2 separate regions of the Homo sapiens genome follow, and region 2 is linked to region 1. A link is a loop called in an ENCODE intact Hi-C map of the cell type or tissue named here. Cell type or tissue: GM12878. All regions are shown on one strand. Links, peaks and the distances in the headings refer to the core of each region. The heading gives the core; the rest is flanking DNA. Region 1 holds the start of BOLA3 (bolA family member 3). Region 2 has its middle 38 kb from the start of NAT8.

Region 1 (10,990 bases), core at 1,896-9,895:
GCCTCTCAACTTTAAACCCTGTTAGCTTTACTTTTTTAAGTCCACAAGTGATGAAACTAGTTTCTCAGCTAGGCTTGTACTTTCCTCATTATTTCTAGTATTTCAAATATTCTCAAACAAAAGAGTTACCACTTTTCTCCATTTATTTTCAGTTATGGAAATGTTCCCTCTCTTCACCACTAAGCTCCAAAGCAAATGAAAGACGATCACATGTCAGGACAGTAGTAAAGGCAGCTTATAAATGGGACATAAATCAGAGATGTGTTGGTATTTTGAGACTCAAGACTGTCCTTTTTTAAAATAAAAATAAAAACATTACCAGGTTCCCAAGCCAATCTGGCTTAACCAACAGTGCACTGAAATATTAGTGTTTACCTCCAAGGCTAGGGAGCCAAGGGGAGGAGGAGAATTGGAGGAAGGGGAGATAATGGGAAGAGGATGGCGCCTTCCTGAGTTGGCTAGAGGGCCAACCTTTGATAACAGTTTGACGAAATCAATCTTTTTTTTTTTTTTTTTTGAGACAGAGTCTCACTCTGTCACCCAGGCTGGAGTACAGTGGTGGGATCTCGGCTCACTGCAAGCTCTGCCTCCCAGGTTCATGCCATTCTCCTGCCCCAGCCTCTCCTGAGTAGCTGGAACTACAGGTGCCCGCCACCACGCCCAGCTAATTTTTTCTATTTTTAGTCATGCCTGGCTAATTTTTTGTATTTTTAGTAGAGATGGGGTTTCACCGTGTTAGCCAGGATGGTCTCCATCTCCTTACCTCGCAATCCGCCCGCCTCAGCCTCCCAAAGTGTTGGGATTACAGGCATGAGCCACCGTGCCCGGCCTATAGAAATCAATCTTTTTGACTCTTCTCACTTTTATCTCCCCATGCCCAAGGTTTGCCTGTTCCATAACACTCACTCCCTTCCCCCTTGCTAATCAGAAGCCATCTCCTCTCAGTGTCTGATCTCTGCTCTTCATACATGATTACAGTCATGGGGTAGAGAGTGCTTGCTAAATTATGCAGTTAATCCTATGGTGCTTTAATTTTCAGGCCTTCAAAAAACACTTGTACAGTGATGTGCAGATTTTTAAACAGTTGAACTTCCTTGTACTACAGTTTTTGTATTGACAGCCAAATTTGTCTTTCATTCTTCAGATTGTGAATAAAGTGATTTTTACAGGGCTTCCAGCAAAGTTTTTCCTTTCATCTAAGGCTTGTAGAACCCTAGCTTATATAGCTGCTTACATGAGAAATGCAAAATCTGTATTCACCATGACTTTAGTAACAAAGGTAAAGTTTTTTAGTAGTGCCAAGGCAAGAGGAACAATCTTGGTGGTAGTACTAAGTTTTGTCAATATTGTGGTTTCCTGATTGTATTGTTGGCTTTCTCTCTGAGCATTGAGGTATACTAGAAGTAGAGCTTCTCAAACATAATATCATTACCTCATAAGCATTAACAAATCAGGCCCAAAGAGCGTAAGTCCTAGAAATTTGTTTTAAAGCAGCCCTAGTCATGGTGCTGGTGCTACCGCCTTGTTTTAGGAGCCTGCCTCCTGTCAGTATGAAACCCTCACCTGAAAAATGCCAGCCTGGACACCAAACACTGAGCCCCTTCAACAGGCACATTATTTCCCCCTGAGATCCATAAGGGAATTTAGTTTCTACTATTGTAGAGTTCTGAAAAGAGGTAAAATAGTAGTCCTTTGGTCATCCTATTTTTGCTTTCAATTTTGATATTTCAGACTGTAAAAGGCCTTGGGGGATGATAGTACATGTGGTAGCAGTAATTTTTTTGAAGCAACTGCACTGACATTCATTTGAGTTTTCTCTCATTATCAGATTCTGTTCCAAACAAGTATTCTGTAGATCCAAATGGATTACCAGTGTGCTACAGACTTCTTATTATAGAACAGCATTCTATTCTACATCAAAAATAGTTTGTGTAAGTTAGTTTTGGTTACCATCTAAAATATTTTTAAATGTTCTTTACATAAAAATTTATGTTGTGTTTTAAAATCCTTAGGGGCTTTATCTATTTTTCTAAGTCAGTTAACTGTACTTCTAAAAAAAGTATTTTGTATCTACTTTTGTAACTTCGTCAGAATAAAATATATTGAAAGCAAGAAATGACTGATTAAAGTATGTATATCAACACACATTTCTATTTAAATATAGAAACTTGAGAGTTTTGCAGATTCTGTGGATTTTTGAGTACAGCTTAAATTTGGAAAGTTATCTTTGCATATCATTTAGTAGCTAAAATGTTTTCTTAGCCGTTAAAAAAGGAAGTTCCTAAATGAACTAAGTATCATACTACTGGGACCGAACCCCTAAGAAACAAACTATGTCTCTGATAGTGGCTAAAACCCATCCCAAACAAAAATACGTGGTCTCCTTCCTGCCATGCAAATCAGGCTCCAGATCTCTTGTACATTCCTGGTTGTGCGATAGTAGAGTTAAAATTAAAAACTTAATGAATGTGGCTAAACAGTACAAGTTAACACTAATTTTATTTTTTTGAGCTGGGGTCTCTGTTGCCCAGGTTGGAGTGCAGTGGCACAGTCTTGGCTCACTGCAACCTCCGCCTCCCAGGCTCAAGTGATCCTTCTTTCTGAGCCTTCTAGTAGCGGGGACAACAGGCACACACCATCATGTCCGGCTAATTTTTTGTATTTTTTGTAAATATGGAGTTTTGCCATGTTGCCCAGGCTGGTCTCGAACTCCTGAGCTCAAGCAATCTGCCTGCCCCGGCCCCAAAGTGCTGGGATTACAGGTGTGAGCCACCACACCTGGCCTAGTTACTAGCAATCAGTTTTGGATTTCTTTTGACATTTTCAGTAGACTTAAAATCAATCACAAAAATGATAAGTTTGTAAGGGTATCTAATGGCTATTTCAAACTTTGTAAAATAATAGAATAACTCAGATAATCTTTGGGAGAGCCAGACTCTGGGTTTGAACCTGCACAGCCAGAAACAATGTCCAAACTATGCCATGGAGCTTCTCTGACAAATACCCCATTGATGTCCCCACTAGGTATGGACATTACAGCCTGCACTGTCCCCACTTAGGTGTGGACACTAGTCTGCACCTTTATCGCTGGCCACTAGATGCCAGTCTGCCACAACACCTCAAAAGCTAGCTACCTTTTTAGCTTTTTACTGGAGTCCTTTAGTAGGTTATCTCATTTAATCCATAAAGCAACCTGGAGAAAGTGACTGCAATTAAGAGGTATGCCAGAAATATTTCAGTATTCTTTAGACCATGCCACATAAGCTCAGACAAGTTCAAATAGCTAGTATATAGCAAGTCTGTTTCTCTGGATTGCATTTGCAAAAATTCTGCATGCTCAGCAGTGCTAGGAAGCTCTATAAAATGATGGTGCAACGAAAAATCATCCCAATGAGGTTAAAAAAGGAGATGCATCCAAAGAGTTCCTACCTAATGAATTTTCTGAGTTTCAGATGTATATATGTGTATGAAAGCTATGAGTGATCATGGACCAATACAACTGAAGAGAACAAGAGAATCTCGAGGTCACAGCAAAAAAAAGTAAGATGCAGAAAGGATTGACATTTCCTGGGACTAAATGCATTTCACTTTTGTTTTAATCACAAAGTAAAACTTACTTATTTGCTTCTGTCAAAAAAAAAAAAAAATACTAGAACTGTTGGAACTAATTTGGAAGCCCAAGATTCGTCAGATCGTCCTGCAAATCCTTTTCTAGAAAAGTTCAAACTTAGACCTATGGAGCGCAAATTGCTGAGCCTCTATCAGTTCTGTTCAGTAATTACAATGCATGCACTTTTTGTCCCATATTGGGCTGCTGACAGATGACTCAAGCAAGGCTCTGTCCTCAGGGAGCTTATAAACCAGTGAGAACAGACACATACATAAATTGATAGTTGTAAAAGGCCATAAGTGCAACAAAAGTTACAGGTAAGTTGCGGGCCCTAAGCTTACTGTGAGGCAGTCAGAGGTGGCTCTTTGGAGAAGACAAGGCTTGAACCTTAAAAGGTGGGCAACTGCATAACCAAACTTGTAGCATAGCTTATGAAGGGAGGTGCAAGTATAATATTACTGAAGGGTAGATTTCAGTTGGACAGGTAGATAGTGGTTAAATCATACAAAAGAACTTGAGAGTTTTGCCTGTAGGTAGGCGATGGGGAATCTGAAGGATTTCAAGTAGCAAATGTTTTCATTTCATTTTATTTTATTTATGTTTTTTAGACAAAGTCTCACTCTGTCGCCCAGGCTAGAGTGCAGTGGCTCAATCTCGGCTCACTGCAACCCCTGCCTCCTAGGTTCAAGCGATTCTCCTGCCTCAGCCTCCCAAGTAGCTGGGAGTAGAGGCATGTGCCACCATGTCTGGATAATTTTTGTATTTTTAGTAGAGATGGGGTTTCACCATGTTGACCAGGGTGGTCTTGAACTCCTGACCTCAGCTGATCCGCCTGCCTCAGCCTCCCAAAGTGCTGGGATTACAGGCATGAACCACTATGCCCGGCCTAAATGTTTTCATTTCAGATGGCTCTGACAGCCTAGGAGGAACTGAAGATAAGAGGAGGAGAATGGGGCAGAGAGTAGCTCAGAGTAACAGATAGTATGGGCAACTGTTAAATTATGGGGAAGAGGAAGGTTAGAGATAAGCAAAAGTACCTTTTTTTTTTTTTTTTTTGAGACAAAAAGCTGGTAGAAAGGCCACCGCAGCCAGCTAATGGTTTGTATTTTTAGTAGAGATGGGGTTTCGCCAATGTTGGCCAGGCTGTTCTCGAACTTCTGACCTTGGGTGATCAGTGCGCCTCGGCCTCCCAAAGTCTTTGGATTACAGGTGTGAACCACCTTGCCTGGCCAAAAGTACCATTTTAAATAAAGAAAAGGAGGAATTCTGCCAATACAAATCTGTGAGCTTGCCATGGGTCACTTGGTTACAAGTGACAAACCCATTAAACTGCCTTCAGTGCTCATTTCCAGCATTGCTGGTTTCCAGCTGTACAAAGTCAAACATTTGTCTCCTTTTATCTGTTTTCTTCTTTATCTTGCTTCATTTCCAAAGTAGTTCTCCCTGCATGGTTGCAAAGATGGTTGCCAGCAACTCCAGCCTTTCTACCAGCTTAGCAACATAGAGGAAAAAGATCAATGTCTGGGAACAACAGACACTGGGGAATACAAGACTGGGGAAGGAGGAAGGGGGCAAGGGTTGAAACTACCTATTGGGTACTATGCTCATTACCTGAAGGACGGATTCGTTCATACTCCAAACCTCAGCACCATGCAATATACCTCTGTAACAAGCCTGCATATATACCCCCGATTCTAAAATAGAAGTTGCAAAAGGAAGTCCCTCTACCAATTCTCATTGGTCTGGCTCAGACCATGGGGCCGACCCTAAACCAGTCTCTGATTAGCCAGACTTGGGTCCTGTTTCCATTCCTAAAGCTGGGGATAGGTGCGCCTCATCTAAACCATGCTGTCTGAATAGCAAGGGAATGGTTCACCATTACTACCCTGCTTGAGAAAAAATTTTTTTGACAGTTTAAATTGCATCATTGACAGCAATGAAGAAAACTTAGCAAATCATCTCTAAACATTTTAAAAGAATGAAGCAGAAAATGTAAGACAGGCTAGTAATTGATCCAAAGGAGAAATTCTGAAGGCCAGAACATAGGAGTCAGTTAATACTGTAATAAATAAATTAGACAATATCCATATATAACAACTATAGGTCCAATCCATCCAAGTGCAACGCTGAAGGGACGTATTGATTGCATAGGCCAGAATGTTGGCAAAAAGCTGGTAAATCCTGCAGGGTGCCACCAGACCGCGTGCTGCAAACAAATAACAGCTAGAGAGAGGAGAGGCTTGGTTGAATTTCGGCCTTGACTGGTCTGAAGACTCCAGAGGCGGGACGAATTTGCGGACAGTTCTACCCCATCCCACATGGCGTCAGCTTCCCTTCCATTCTCATGACTCCATGGTCCATGGCTCCAACCTGGGCCTCTGTTAGGCTGTGTCCTGTGGCACCTTAAACTCAGGCAAATTAAGAACTGTTCGTGGACTCTGCTCAGCCCCCACCTAACCCTCCATCCAAGTCATTGTCCAAGCCAGAAACTGGAGTCATCTCAGATACCTTCCCACTCACACCTCCACATGCAGTCGCTCGATTCCATTCACCTCCCAAGTGTCTCAGTTCATTCTTCCATCCCTCCCGCCACTGGTTTAGTTAGGCCCCTCCATTCTCACCTGGACCATCGCGGTAGCCTCGGAGCTTCTGACTGTGTCTCTGGTTGCAGCCCCTACACGCTCTCTTCCTTACAGGAGCGGAGCGATCTTTCTCAAGCGCGAATCAAATCCTTCCACGAGTCCCCGCACCTGGAGCGAAGGCCAAACTCCTCAGCTTAGAAGCTAGACTGCCAGAGTAGGGAGTGGGAATGGAAAAGTACATCAGGAGCACGAGGGGTATTCGGATGAGGGAAGGCCAGTATAGGGCGCCGAGACCTTGGAGTGTTTCTGAGCTGAGGAGGAATGAGACTTTCACGCGGGCAAGGGGACCCTATCCATGAAACAGGCCCTGGGGAGACTGAAGGAGAGCGGCGCGAGCGAAGGCAGAGGGCGGGGCCCCGAGGTCGGCAGGCGCTGCAGTGTCGGGGGTGGCGAGTCAGCCAGGGCCAGGGGATGGCGGGGTGGGGCCGGAGCCAGGCGACCGGAGGCCTCCGGGGCGGGGCCGGGAGGCTGACGGCCTCCGGGCGGCAGGGGGCGGCCTCTCCCACGGCGGCGGCTCTCGGTCCCCCGCTCCGCGTCTTTCGGGCATACAGTGACCTCGGGCGGCGGGTCACGTCGGCCGGGCATGGCTGCATGGAGCCCGGCCGCGGCAGCGCCTCTCCTCCGCGGGATCCGCGGGGTGAGCGTGGGCAGGGTCGGGGCTGCTCTCCCCGGGACGGGAGCTGCGGAGGGACCGCGGGGCCGGCGGCTGTCGGGGCTTGAGGACTGGCTCCCGGAGGGCGCGCGCGGCACTGGCAATGGGGGGCTCCTCTTCCTTTCTCTCATTCATTCTTTCATTCATTCATTCACTCAGCGACAACGGCATTCGAAATTTCAAGCTCTGGCGCGCTCTAGGGGAGCTCCCGAGCTGGGTGGAGGTTGGAGGTCAGGCGGACAGACACATGAACAGTCATAATACTGCGGGCACAGGAAAAAAAAAGGATTGGTTTACCGAGCAGAAGACAGGAGTCATAGCCCAGAGTCAAGGCGTGGGTGCGAGGGACTGCAGCGGGGCCGGGGCCTTGGGAAGGTCGACTGGGCCTCTGACCTTGATCCTCCTCCAAATCCCACACTACCGGAGCAGAACCCAAGCAGGGGGCACTTCCCACGCGCTCTCCTAATCTCTCCCCCTTTCTGAACCATCCTTTGCTTCAGCTCATACCATTCTTTCTCTTAACTTTCATTTTCCTTCTCCCCTGGTTCTGAACCTGCCTGCCCTGTGCATGAAGAGAAGTTCTTCCACTGCGGTGACTTTCAGCGTGGACAGTGATCATCTGGGGATGTCAGTTGATTGTTCCACTAAAGGCCGCTGCCCACAGATCCGCTAAGATGAAAGGCTTCTCCCAAGGATTCTGCAACGCTCACCTCTCTCACCCCTTAGTAGCTGCCGATTCTGTCTGCCATCTGGTTACTCTCTGCCTTTACCCTCAAGATTCTGCCCCCAGAAGCAGCTCCACCCCACCCTCACTCCTGGCAATCCTGTCCAGCCTCTCAACATCGAGTTTCTGTCCCTCCACACAGCAGGCAGACAATCACACTCTGGACCTTTCTCCTGTCTTGCATTTCTGTCCCTAATTGACTAGTTCTTCCCCTGCTCATTCATTCATCCAGCACCAAGTGCCTCTGAGGGCCTGCCCTGGGGTCAGCTCTGGGATGCTGCCGGACTCATTCCTGGCCTATAAGACCAGTGGTGAGAGAGCCAGTGCACAGCTCATTTTAAAGGAGGTGCTCTGAGATTCTGTGACACAGGACCCTGCTCTGAGCTATCAGGAAGGACTGAGGGGTAGAGGGGTGGGACCTTCAGCACCAGCACCCATGAACGGCCCTAGTGTCCTCCAACCTGTCATCCACGTCTAGTCAGGGACCAGTGCCCGGTGCTTCCATCATTGTAATGCCTCTTACTTGGGCATCTCTCCTGACTCGCTCCAGAAGGCACTGTTTCCTGCAGGTTACTTTGGTCCCATGAGCCTGGGTTCTATCACCTGGAGTCCCATCTCCTGTCCCATACAGTCCACAATCTTTAGCCTGGCATTCAAGGCCTGCCACACTCCATTCCCAGTCTGCCTTTTCAGCATGCACTCAGCCCAGCCAAGTGACTGCCGACCTGCTTTTCTGCTCCTTCACTACTAACTGTTGAGACGTGTTCCATCAGAAACATGGGCTCCCCTGGCCGGGCGTGGTGGCTCATGCCTGTAATCCTAGAATTTTGGGAGGTTGAGGTGGGTGGATCACCTGAGGTCAGGGGTTTGAGACCAGCCTGGCCAACATGGTGAAACCTCATCTCTACTAAAAATACAAAAATTTGCCGAGCGTGGTGGTGGGTGCCTGGAATCCCAGCTACTCAGGAGGCTGGGGCAGGAGAATCGCTTGAACCCGGGAGGTGGAAGTTGCAGTGAGCTGAGATTGTGCCACTGCACTCCAGCCTGGGTAACAGAGCAAAACTCTGTCTCAAAAAAAAAAAAAAAGGAAACACAAACACAGGTTCCCCCATGGTAGCCATTGGGGAAGGGGTGTTGTTGCCAATGGTAAACAACCTACAGATACTCCTTCTTCAGGTTCTTTCATAGAATTCTGACTTTGCTCCCAGTGAGAAGGAGTGCATGATGAAGGATAGCTGGCTAATTGAGCAGTGGGCTGTGAGGTCACATCCCACTGGGGAGGGCGAGACATGTTAATCAGGCCTAAAGGCGAGGGAGTGTGGAATTTGGCCCCACCATCCAGGGCAGTGGATGGCCTAGTGGTATGGATCTGAGGCAGGCTATCCAGCTTTTCTGGCTCTGTATCTTACCGAATTCAACCTTGGGCACATTACTGTGTGCCTCAGTTTCCTTACCTATAAAACTATCGGCATAATAGTGTCACAACATTATATGGAAGCAAACATCTCTTGAATTAGGTTTGGGGCCTCTTGTCTCTGGAGTCAAATTGAGTTATTAACAATCATCCTGTCCCCGCCAATAAAAGTTTATTCTGTGTTTTGGGGCACTTACATGGACTCCTGATACCACAGAGCCCCTCTGACATAACCCATGGCTGTGCTGGCGAGGGCTCAGGGGCCTGCCTTGCAGGGGGAATGGCAGGCGGGCCTGCACAGTGGCCCAGCTCAGGGGCAACAGCATCTTCCTCTGCCCTGACCTTCCTCTCTGTTCTGTGGCAGCTTCCACTTCACCATCGGATGTTTGCCACTCAGACTGAGGGGGAGCTCAGAGTGACCCAAATTCTCAAAGAAAAGTTTCCACGAGCTACAGCTATAAAAGTCACTGACATTTCAGGTAAGGTTTCTCTCACTCTTCCTACGGCGCTTGGATAAGATTTTGCCCTTTGGAAGGACAGAGGGTCAGGGGCTTGGAGGAGGGGGCTTGCTGCTGGTGAGTGGCTTCTCAAGATGTGTTGCTGCTGGACAGGTGGAGCTCGGCTGCCCCCACCTCATGGGATGGCAGTCAGGATTCAGAAATATCAGAGGGAAACTGAGGACAAGGCGCAGCTGGGAGGACTCAAGGTTGCCAGCCTGGCTCAGCTCAGACAAGGTCCCTCTCAGTCACCCTAGAGCTGAGGTCCACAGTCTGTCATTTGACTTTGAATAGGTTTTGCTCTAATTTTCCCCCATTCTTCTGACACCCTAGGATATCAGAGCTGGAGTGGACCCCAGAAAGATTTTCTTCAGCTGCTTTACTTTCCCTAAGAGGAAATGAGCCCAGAGAGGCCAAAGGAATTGCCTAGCTCCTCATAGGGAAGAGACAGTGGAACTGGAACCAGAACCGGGACTCAGGGGAGACTCTGTCCTAAGCCCAGTTACCAGCCCCAGCCAAGCGCTGTCCTTCTCAGGTGGCCACTGGCACCTAGAAGTTCAGGCTGGCAGTGTGTTAGGAGCAGGCTGGAGAAGCAACTTCTGCATCCACAGGATGGGGAAGATAGGCCCTTTATCCACACACACACACACACGTACACACAGAACGGCCCGTGGCGTGGGCCGCTGGATAGGCATCAGTCTGAATCTCTCCATACCCAGAGGCAGCCTTTGCCACTCAGCATTGCCATGAGGGCTCACTGACTTTACTGAGAACATAACATTTCCAAGGATTGAGGAGAAAGTTTAGAAAGTAGATTTTATTCTGGAAACCACAGGAAATAAATCAATCTAAAGATCTGCTGGGGTTTTGGAGCAGTGGCTCATGCCTGTAATCCCAGCACTTTGAGAGGCTGAGGCAGGTGGATCACGAGGTCAGGAGTTCAAGACCAGCCTGGCCAACATGGTGAAACCCCCCCGTCTCTACTAAAAATACAAAAATTAACTGGGCGTGGTGGCACACGCCTGTAGTCCCAGCTACTCAAGAGTCTGAGGCAGGAGACTTGCTTGAACCCGGGAGGCGGAGGCTGCAGTGAGCCAAGATCATGCCACTGCACTCCAGCCTGGGTGACAGAGCGAGACTGTGTCTCAAAAAAAAAAAAAAAAAATCTGCTGGGGCCAGGCGCGGTGGCTCATGTCTGTAATCCCAGCACTTTGGGAGGCTGAGGCAGGTGGATCACCTGAGGTCAGGAGTTCGAGACCAGCCTGGCCAACATGGTGAAACCCCATCTCAACCAGAAATACAAAAAAAAAAAAAAAATTAGCCAGGCATGGTAGCAGGCACCTGTAATCCCAGCTACTCAGGAGGCTGAGGCAGGAGAATCGCTTGAACCTGGGAGGCAGAGGTTGCAGTGAGCTGAGATTGCACCACTGCACTCCAGCCTGGGCGACAAG
Region 2 (10,990 bases), core at 1,164-9,163, 470 kb after region 1:
ATAATTTTAGAGGTCAGTGACTTGGACCAATCAGTGAGAAAATCTAGACTGTTAATTCCAAACTTCCTTTCACCTTTCTTCGGCTAATAAGTAATTTGTTCATTTTGAAGGATGGTATTTTATTCTGAACCTGGTAAAATTGTAATGACATTCAGATTTCCTTTTACATATTGCTTACTGGTTAAATTAGAATTTCTTTTTTTGCTTCATTTTTGTTTTACATGTGTGCACATGTGAAGATGTGCGTACATGCAGGGAAAGTCAGCCAGCCTGAGACAATCTCCCCTTCCTTTTTTTCCCCCTAGTTTTTATTATGGCAAAATACATAAAACATACAACTAACCATTTTAACGTGTACAGTTCAGTGGTACTAATTATGTTCACAATGGTGTGTAACTGTCACCACAATCTATTTCCAGAAGTTTTTCATCATTTCAAACAGAAACTCTGTACCCACTAGGCAAGAACTCCTTGTCTTCTCCTCCAGCCCCCGGAAAGCCCTGTTCTACATTCTGTCTCTACGAACTTGCCTATTCTGACAATTTCATATAAGTGAAACTATACAATATTTGTCCTACTGTGTCTGGTTTTCCTTTCCCAGAAAATCCCCCCACCCGACTCAAGGCACAGATTAGAAAACCTTCCCAGGCCTTGAGTCTCCCCCTGCAGGCGGTGTCCTTACATGGTCTGGGTGCTGCTTCCCGACGTCACCGGGATCCCTGGGTGTTTCTCTCCTTTCCCTGGAAGCCTTTCTTTCACCCACAAGGCACCGGGAAGCCTTTGTGCTACTGTTCCTCCTGCGTGTGTCCTTGATAAAGTACAGAATGGACCAATAAATTTAAACTTATCATAAACAGTGGGCAATTTTTAGCATGGGACAGAATCAAACATTAAAAATCATTTATCTGAAATTCAAATTTAATTGGGCATCCTGTATTTGTGTTTGCCTCATCTGGCAGCCCTACTATGGACACTTCTCTAAATTCCAGACTCAAGTCCAGTCCACAGGTTGTCCACCCTTCTCAGAAGTCCAGGGATAAGGGATATGGACCAATCTCTAAAGAAAAACCTCCATTTCAGGAGGAGTTATGCTACAGGTGCCTGTGACTCCAGGTCTAGATGCTGGCTTTCACCACTTGACAGGGATTCCCTGCAGTGGGAGAGGTTCAGTGGCCTGGGGCTGACTCACGTCTGACAAACCCAGAGTGTGGGTTTCAGGGCCTAGCTAGGCTGTGGCCATGAGGTGATCCTGCACTCTTAAGAGTTCACCCCAGCATAGGATGCATAAGTGTTTCCTGAGGACAAGGTTTGGGACATGCAAGAGGCTGGCACTGGGCCAAGAAGACTCTGAGTCTCAGTGGAGTGACTGCTAGAAACCAGGTTTGGGGAGGAGGAGGAGGAGGAGGAGGACCAGAAGCTGGAGGAAAACCTATTGCTTGCATTGCTGGAGTTACGATCCAATATTCCAGAGGGAGGCCTCAGAAGAAGCCATGAAAACACCCAAGAAAGTCAGCTTGAGACAATGAACTGCCAGGGTGAGAGGGCAGGATGCCAAGCTATGGTCCCCATCCCCACCACATAGACACACACACACAGATGGGTCAGACACCTCCCTGTGCTGCTGAGGAGGAGAGCCCTGTCAGGCAGGGACAGAGGGGACTATGCTCCCCTAGATGGTGCAGAGAGGTCTGGCAGGGGAAGAGAGAAGATTTTAAGTGGAACTCAAATTGGGAGTTTCGATTATTACACTTTTACTTATTGAGTGGAGACTGGGCTTTCAGTGAAAAGTCAGCACGGTAGAACATGTAATCCCCTGACAGTGATCCGAACAGTCGAGGCATTACCTGAGTTCTCATCTCCAGTATAAGGGGAAGAACTCCCCAATTGAGCAGGCTTACAAAAGGCAGTGAGAGACAAGTGCAGTTGGGTCCTGATATTCACAGCAGCATTGTTCACAAGACCTACACATTATATGCAGTTATGAATCTGTTTACCAAACTGCTTACTGTAAGATTAGAAAATATTTGATATAATAAAATGTCTCACATAAATTATGGTGCATAATAAAATGAATACCCCTGAACCCAGCACCCAAATGAACTAGAAAGGTCACTATATTTGACAATACTTTCAAAGCTAAGTGTCTCTTCTCCAATCCCAGCTCCCTAAGGATGTAACCACTATTTTGAGTTAAAAAAATCCATCTGTCTGTCTATCTATCATCTGTCCATCTATCTGTTTGATCCTAAAATGACATGGGTCCCTAGGTGTCCCTGCACATGTTTACCTTGGCTTGCTTTTAAACCTTATGATAAAAGTATCATACAATATATTCTTCTGAATTTTTTTTCCTACTCAACATCGTCTCAAAGATTCACTAAGTTTGATGTTCCTTAATTTTCTCTTCTGTCTAGAATTCTTTTGCGTGACATACCACTTGCCATTTACTCATTCTCTTGTCAAAAGACACTTGAGTTGTTTCTAGTTCTTTGCTAGGGTGAAAGGACATATTTGGTGAAGATGTCCTTGTGAACCTTCCTGGGCTGATTATTGGTGAGCACTTTTCAGAATGCTGAATTATAGAGTGAATGCAAGCTTCCTCAAGCAGTGTGTGAATTCCAGTTGATCAACATCCCTGTCAACATTTAGAGTGGCACAAAGACAAAACTTTGTGCCAATCCAGTGAATGTAAAAAGGTATTTTATTCTATCCATAACATGCATTACCCTAATTAATAATGAACTCAATCTACATTTTATGTTTATGGGCTATTTGTGTTTTTCTATAAAGTTGCCTGCTCATGAGTTTAGCCCATGTGTATTAGTCCATTTTCATACCACTGTGAAGAAATATCCAAGACTGGGTAACTTATAATGAAAAAGGCATATCTTACATGATGGTAGGCAAGAAAGCTTGTGCAAGGGAACTGCCTTTTATAAAACCCTCAGCTCTCATGAGACTTATTCACTATCACAAGAAAATGGGAAAAATCTGCCCCCATGATTCAATTACCTCCCACCAGGTCCCTCCCACAACACATGAGGATTATGGGAGCTACAATTCAAGATGACATTTGGATGCGGACCAATCACAGCAGAACGTGAAGGAGGAGCAAAGGCACATCTTATGTGGTGGTAGGCAAGAGAGGGTGTGCAGGGGCACTGCTCTTTATAAAACCATCAGCTCTCATGAGACTTATTCACTAACACAAGAACATGGGAAAAATCTGCCCCCATGATTCAATTACCTCCCACTGGGTCCCTCCCACAACATGTGGAAATTATGGAAGCTACAATTCAAGATGAGATTTGGGTGGGGACACAGCCAAACCATATCACCATATTTCTATGAATTGTCTATTTGTTTTAAAGAGACTTAAATATAAATTGTGTTTTTAAAAAACCGACTCATAGAAGTTCTTTATATATTCTGGATACAAATTCTTTGCTGGTCAGATGTGCTGCAATTATCTTCTCCCATTTTGTGCCTTGTCTTTTCACTGTCTTTATGGTGCCTTTTGATAAACAAAAAATTTATCAAGATGAATTTATCAATCTTTTTCTTTATGGTTAGCACTTTGTGCCTTAAGACATTTTTCTGTTCTTACTCTCTTATATTTTCCTCTAAAAATTGTAATGGTTTTGCCTTTCATGTTTAAGTCTTTTTTCTTTTTGGTTTTTATTTCTATTAAAATTATGTATGTAACTATTATAAACAGCCAGGGTTCAATGGCTCTGTCATGTGAAACAGCAGCCCCTACATTCCCCAGCACTTCTTTCACAGGCTGTGTGACTCCTGCTCCATTGTCCAGGTCTAGCCTGCCTGCTGTCAGCTGCTGAGGAGGGTGAAGACAAGTCTCCTCCATGCATATACGCACTCCTCCCCTGCTCAGCTTCCCAGTGTGGTTAGATGGCCCTTTGGGCTACTTCACTATTCTGTGTTATTTTAAGCTAAGCTATACAGTAAGCCATGATGACTTATCCTTTCCTGAAGGCTTTTGATTTGTATCTTTTCCCTTAGAACTGATACTTTTCTTTTTGCCGTTGTTCAGTTTTCTGTGTATTTATCACTTATTCAATGCCAAATTCTATCAGATGTCCAAATGTCTCCTCTTAATATTTAGATGACGTGATTTAACGATTAGATCTCCCTGGTCTTTTCCAGCACCTCTGATCTGTCATTTGGATTGTTTATTTTCTGTGTGCCATTCAACAAACTCCACTTTAAAAAAAAAAAAAAAAAAAAGAAGATAGGGGTCTCACTATGTTGAACAGGTTGATCTTGAACTCCAGGCCTCAAACGACTCTCCCACCTCAGCCTCCCAAAGTGCTGGGATTACAGGCATGAGCCACCACATCTGGCCCCCATTCGACAAATTCTTATTGGGCCAACCACGTGCTACATGTTGTGTTAGACTCCAGAGAAACAAGGAGAACAAGATGGTTGTCATTCTTGCCTATGTGGAGCTTACTATCAAATTCAGGGGAAAAAAAACCCCAACAAATTCTGGAGCAATGTTTGCTATTCCTAACTGTTTGACTGGCTCTGAAGCTGATGCCTGCCTGTCATAAGATGGCACCAGTGTGGGGGACTCCTGAGTAAGAGAGGGGTCTTCCCCAGTTTCCTGTGTGGCCAAGGCTCTCTGCCTAAGTTAGGGATGAATACAGAGAAGTCTCTGAAGCACCTTCCACCTTTTCTCAGTTCACCTCTGTCTCATGAAATGAAGACTGTGATAGCCATTTTGTTAAGTCTAGCCCTACCTGTCTCATAGTTCCTTGAGGTTCCTGGACTTAGTGGAGCAATGGTGAGGCCAGACGAACTGTGTGATGAGACACCATCAGGGATCAAAGGAATATGTGAATTTGGCCATGACTTTTTGGGGACAGGCTGGAACATTGAACCCCAAGCCCCATGCAGAAGTCTAGCAAGTTGGGCTGACCTCTCAAGAGGGCTCTATTTTCTCCAGAGTGGAGCCTTGGGTCTCATCTCTGCAACAATCAGACTATCTAAAGTAAAGCCACCAGCATTGGAGGAAACAAATCCAGGATAGAGTAAGACAAGACACACACACCCATAGGCAGAGATTTTACTCCAGTGTCTATGGAGGAGATGGCTTGGGCTACTGAGCATTTTTTGGCCCATCATAGCTCCCTGAAAGGCTGGAGAGGAGCACATAGGGCTACGGCTGCTCAGGCAAAGAAAATTAATAGTCCACATCTATGTTCTCTGTGACTATGATCCCCTTAAAATGTAGCCTAGTCAGGTTTGGAAAATAATGCCCCCATTGCCACCACCCCAGCCTTGGTGGTGGTGGAGTTTCCTTAGATCAGGACTCTCATCTTGGGCAGCTGCAAGAGCCAAGGGCTATGGAGATGAGCCATGAGTGCCCCCTAGAGGCCAATGATGTTAGCTTTAATTTTAATATCATTCCCTTTTCCCCATGCCCACTCCCCACCATCCCCTTTCATGAGTATTTCGTGAGAAACTGGGAAAGGGCTGTAAGCAAGGCTTCAAAACCAGTAAAAATAAGTCTAGCATCAGAGGTAAAATCACCCAGCTCCCAGACTCGTAAAGACATAGACTGTGTCAACAGTTCAGCTTGGCCTCACTTCCTAAGGACTGGCTATATAGACAAGACAGGGCGGGCCCCCAGGGAGTGAAGGAATTTAATGAATTTGAGCAATTAGCCCGTTTTACAGCCTTCTGCCTTGCAGACGGTTTTGTCTCAAACCCTGTGTGAAATGTGGTCACCTAGTCAGTTGGAACCTGCTCCTGACAGACCCCAGCAACTTATAGATGAACTCACTTACAGTGAACTTTCCTCATTACAATGCTAAATCCTGCACCCTGGGAGAGCTATAGTTTCATTACCATAGCATGCGTCCTATGTGGTGGCACGATGACTCCCTCCATCTGTGTCACTGGGACCCCTCCTCTTCATGTGATGATGCACCTTCTCCCCTCTCGATCACTCTATAAAGCCTTCCTGTCATTTTCTCTTAGGAGACACTGCTTTGACGAATATTCCCAGAGCTCTTCCTACTTGTGACAAGTAATAAAACTCCTATTGATCAAAGTCTGTGTTCTCAGCGACTTTTGTTACTCACCAGGCAAACAAACCCCGCTTTTTTTTTGGAGGCAGTGGGGTGGGAGGGCCTGGGAAACAAATCTGGTTGATCCAGATGGGACTATGGACTGAGCCCTGACTCGACCTCCCTTATAGGCTGCTTACAGGCGAAGCAGCAGTCTGAGGAAGCATGAGTGGGTTAAGTTGCCAAGAGGGAGATTGGTGAAGGGCCTCAGGCATGCCAACCCCATCCCCCCAGCCCACCAGGAAAGCAGAAGTGGCTGCTTGGACCTTTCATTTGGTGCAATTTTGAGGCAGTAAGTGGTGGTGGTTCTGTGAACTGACTAAAAGAGTGGTTTTGGTTTTGATTATTAGGACTCTGGGTTGTCAGGTTTAGGACCTAGCTCAAGGGATCCAGGACTGTTGGGAATGGGCAGGACTCCCCTTCAGGTCTAGGAGTTGAGAGATGTCTCCATCCATTTTAACAGGGGAAGCCCTAATATAAAGACGAGGACTCTCATCTTTAAGACTTTGTCCCTGTCTGGTATATCTGTAGGCTGAATGCTTGTCACTTTTGCCAATACTTGTGTTTCTTTGTGGCCTGAATGCATGTGAAGTCTGGATTCCCTTCTCCTTAGTCTGTGGTAATCCCTAAAATATTGGGCTTCCATATTCCAGCAGTCACAGAAGAACTGTTATTGATTTGAAGAGGCCTAATTTAGAATGGGGCAGTTTGGGTGGGAATTCCTGGAACCAAAATACAGTGATGTAGACTTTACATGAGCAGAGTGTGCACCCTCTCCAGAAAGAACACCTTGCTTACTTGATTGATTTACATACCTCCCACCACTCAAGCTGGATCCGGAACTACTGTGGAATCTCCATGAGATTTCCAGGGAAGCTACCCAGACTGAACATGATCCAGGGAGAGGCAACCCCTATTGTCCTCTCCTAGCTTCCCAGCACCTCCACTCCATAGTGGCCTGCGTGTAGCAGCAAGCTGAAAGGACCAGAAATATCCTACAGGCTAAGAGTTACAGGATTTGTGTCATCACTAATCCCCAGTGGAAGCTTCTTGGAGGGTGGAATCAGCCTTCTGGGCAAAGACCCTAGAATATGGGGAACCAGGTCTCAATACTGGAGGAGAGCCCGTTACAGTGCCTCCTCCAGCACTGGAAACTATTTGGATACCCATATCCATGACCAAAAAGCAAATGATATATTACTGTAATACCATATGGCCCCAGTGTTCCCTACGGAATCAAGAGAGATGGTCTGAACATGAGTTACTTACATACATTAATACTACAATTCTCCAACTGGGACTTATTTTGTAAGAAACAAGGTAAATGGGATAAAATACCTTATGTATAATGTCTTATGGCCCTCTATCAACACCCAGCCCTACAGAAGAAATGCAGGATATGTAATCAGCCAAAGGATCAAAGGGAACAATGTTGCTAATTCTAGAAGCCCCTGGAGAGGAAGAATCAGTCACGTGGGGACTTGTAGGGAAGGGAATGAGGAGGAGCCTCTCTACTTCTCCTTCAAGAGAAGTGAGGTCCTCTAGTTCTACTCAAAAACTAGAACCTTTGCCAATACAGGGAAATAATCCCCTTACTTCCTCGGGAATTAAACTCTCAGCACCTCCAGGGGAAAGCAAGGGTCTTCCTCCATACTTGCCAGGCCCTCTGAACTATGTGGAGCTGGCTGTGGCTCCTGCTACGGCCCCAAAATAAACAACAAAAAATCAATATAAGACCAATATACGATAGAGAAAAATCAATAAAACCCAAAGTGGGTTATTTGACAATACTAGTGAAATTTATATACCCCTTGGAAAGAGTGATCAGGTAAAAATGACAGGAGGCAAAAATAATATCAGGAATAAAAACGGAACATCACTACAGATCCTAGAACGTCCAGACATTAAAAAGATAACAAAGGGCCAGGTGCGGGGGCTCATGCCTGTAAACCCAGCACTTTGGGAGGCCGAAGAGGGCTGATCACGAGGTCAGGAGATCGAGAACATCCTGACTAACACAGTGAAACCCTGTCTCCACTAAACATACAAAAAATTAGTCAGACGTGGTGGCGGATGTCTGTAGTCCCACCTACTCGGGAGGCTGAGGCAGGAGGATGGTGTGAACCTGGGAGGTGGAGCTTTCAGTGATCCGAGGTCGTGCCACTGCACTCCAGCCTGAGGGCGACAGAGCGAGACTCCGTCTCAAAAAAAAAAAAAAAAAAAGATAACAAAAGGATATTATAACATTGGATCATCAATTTGTAAATTTCTAGGAAATGAACAAATTACGTAAAAAACACAACTTACTAAACCTTGGCATAAAAGAAAAACTGAAATCTGAATAGTTATTGAAAAAAATGAATCCCACAAAAGAAAATCCAGGCCCAGATGGGTTTCACTGGTGAATTCTCCTAATTATTTAAGCAATAAATTACATTACATTCTTCTAGAGAATAAGAAAGAAAAACTTCATTCCAACTCATTTTATGAGGCGTGAGCCACTGTGCCTGGCTGACAAGTGGTAGTTTCTTAAAAATTAGTTGCAAGGTGGAATCTGAAAGCATGTCAGCAAACTTTTCCTATTCTGTTACATAAAAATCCATCAGTCTATCTTGTACTATTTGAATCTTCTATCTATTCCCTGATTTTGTAACAAAAAGCAACAATCATTTGGAAAATCCTGGTCCAGGGAGTTGTGCAGATCTTCCAAATGTTGACAAATGTATTTAGATAACATGAAAAACGTCACATTTGTTAATGTCACTGCTATCTCGTCAGAAAGGTCTAAGTACTAAGATGTCATCAAGCCCATGGTGGTGAATACAAGTTTTCTAGAATTCTATTGTTGGCTTGAAAACTCACATTTTCTTTGGCAACAGATACTGTCAGACATTTTCCTGAAGTCAGAGAGTCACTTCTTCATTTTCAAGAAAATGTCTGCTAAACACAAGTCAGAATAATTGGTTTTCTGTCAGTTACTCTTTCAATTAAAAGTCATGTTCCATGACAAAGGCAGCTGGTTCAGCTCACGACACAAACCATGGCATAAGTGCTTTTCCTTGAAACAGTCATCATCTTTCACGGTGCAAAGGAAGTGCTTCCCGTTTACCTCCATTTACACTGCTTCCTTGTTCTTCCATCACACTCCTGGCGGGAGGCTGTGCAGGATACAATGCCTATTAGACTAGTACGGTTTGGTGCCACCGTCTTGAATAGTGGTAAGACACCAATGGTTTTACTCCTCTCCCAGTACTCTTGCATCATCAGTGCAAATAGCCAACACAGCAAAAAAGGCACAGAACATCCTGGTGTCATTCTGAAATTAGTTTTGACCTTGCAAATTGCCTGAAAGGGTCTCAGCGACTTCCAGGACTCCACAGACCACTCTCTGAGAACCACTGGACTAAAGCATCCAAAGCATCCCTTTGGATTGCCTATAAAGACTGACTAGAAAGAGTAAAAACAAGATTTCAAGAGGAATGCTTAAAGTCCGTAAGATAAACTGTTTTAAAGTACCTTTACTTCAGAAGCATTATGCCAACTAAGAAACTATTCTCATTAAAGCAAGTCTCTAATGAACACCTAAAAAAGTCAACCTTAACTTATTCTCTGGCATTCCCATGATCAATATATCAATATCTGAAATGAATTAATTTTTTAAAATATTATTTATTATTTTTTAGATACAGAGTCTCAGTCTGTTACCCAGGCCAGAGCGTAATGGTGTGATCATAGCTCACTGCAGTCTCAAATTCCTGGGCTTAAGAGATTCTCTCACCTAAGACTCCTGAGTAGGTAGGATTACAGAAATGTACCACCACATCCAACACTCAAATGAATTAATTTATGAGTAACTAATGTTCGTTCCTCATGACACAACATTCAAAAAGTCAAAAAATCTACTACATCCTACATCAGTTCTCCTTTCCAAAGGCAATCAGTATTATCAGGTTTTTCTGTCTTCCAGAAATATTCTATGCATATAAAAGTATACACGTCTACATAGGCACAAATACTTACTTTTAAAGACCACAAATGGAAACAGTGTTGACATACTTCGAAAATTTAATTTTTTAAAAAAGTTTAACTTAATATGTTCTGGAGAACACTGTTCTTTCTCACCCTATGGGATCAATTCCAAGAAATGGGATTGCTAAGATAAAAGGTATAATAACCCAAATACATATTTAATTTTATTTTAAAATAATCTTTTTTTTTTGAGATGGAGTCTCGCTCTGTCACCCAGACTGGAGTGTAGTAGTGCCATCTAAGCTCACTGCAACCTCTGCCTCCCAGGTTCAAAGGATCCTCCCGGCTCAGCTTTCTGAGTGGTTGGGATTACAGGCGTGCACCACCACGCCCGGCTACTTTTTGTATTTTTAGTAGAGACGGGGTTTCACCATGTTGGCCAGGCTGGTCTCGAACTCCTGACCTCAAGTGATTTATCCACCTTGACCTCCCAAAGTGCTGGGATTACAGGCGTGAGCCACCGCACCTGGCCTAAAATATTCTTTATTTACATTTAGGTTAATAAAGAGGAGCCTAAGATATGCAAATTAATGAGAAGTTTTTCATCTTTTGCATATGAGTCATTCATACCATGATGTGCTACTTTTTTTTTCAGTGCCATAAGTGAGAAATGACTCTCACAACTTTCTCATAATGTTTAAATTTGAGCATAATGCCTTTATTCTGGGTGCAAGCCAGAGCTCCTGACCACTTGGTGGCCTGGTTAACACTTGTACACAAACTCTTGTTTTCTTGGTCTTACCGTTTGGACCTCTGAATCATTTCCTTCTTGCTGATAGGCTTGTTCTTCTGGACAGCCAGGAAGACTAAGGAAGAGAAGAAAGGGTTTTCAGTGGACAGTGACTTAACCCAGAGGGTGTGGTGCAAGA

What was found. Peaks named below come from ENCODE experiments on the same cell type or tissue, not always from the same donor. Only the 100,000 strongest peaks of a DNase experiment are listed, where the experiment ranks them.
Region 2: it touches region 1 in a loop (4-fold over the local background); 3 of 110 quality-filtered maps call a loop at or near these places.

What each region holds. Positions count from the first base shown.
Region 1 is chr2:74,143,720-74,154,709 of GRCh38, reverse strand. BOLA3 (bolA family member 3) reads left to right here and starts at 6,798. Exons shown (of 4, transcript NM_212552.3): 1 at 6,798-6,889; 2 at 9,407-9,521. The coding sequence starts at 6,836. It overlaps MOB1A (MOB kinase activator 1A), which reads left to right. Exons shown (of 6, transcript NM_018221.5): 6 at 1-2,182. It overlaps BOLA3-DT (BOLA3 divergent transcript), which reads right to left and starts at 6,729. Exons shown (of 3, transcript NR_045636.1): 1 at 6,487-6,729; 2 at 6,232-6,360; 3 at 2,321-6,012. RefSeq lists an enhancer at 6,385-7,044 and a silencer at 6,578-7,057. In GM12878, for the core only: CTCF peaks have their summits at 3,098 (motif pointing right) and 6,773 (motif pointing right); DNase peaks (open chromatin) are centred at 6,343 and 6,719; H3K4me3 peaks cover 1,940 bases; H3K27ac peaks cover 1,472 bases.
Region 2 is chr2:73,674,779-73,685,768 of GRCh38, reverse strand. It overlaps the pseudogene ALMS1P1. Among named protein-coding and RNA genes, the nearest start is that of NAT8, 38 kb to the right of the region's middle. In GM12878, for the core only: a CTCF peak has its summit at 5,371 (motif pointing left); no DNase peak of the experiment used is centred there.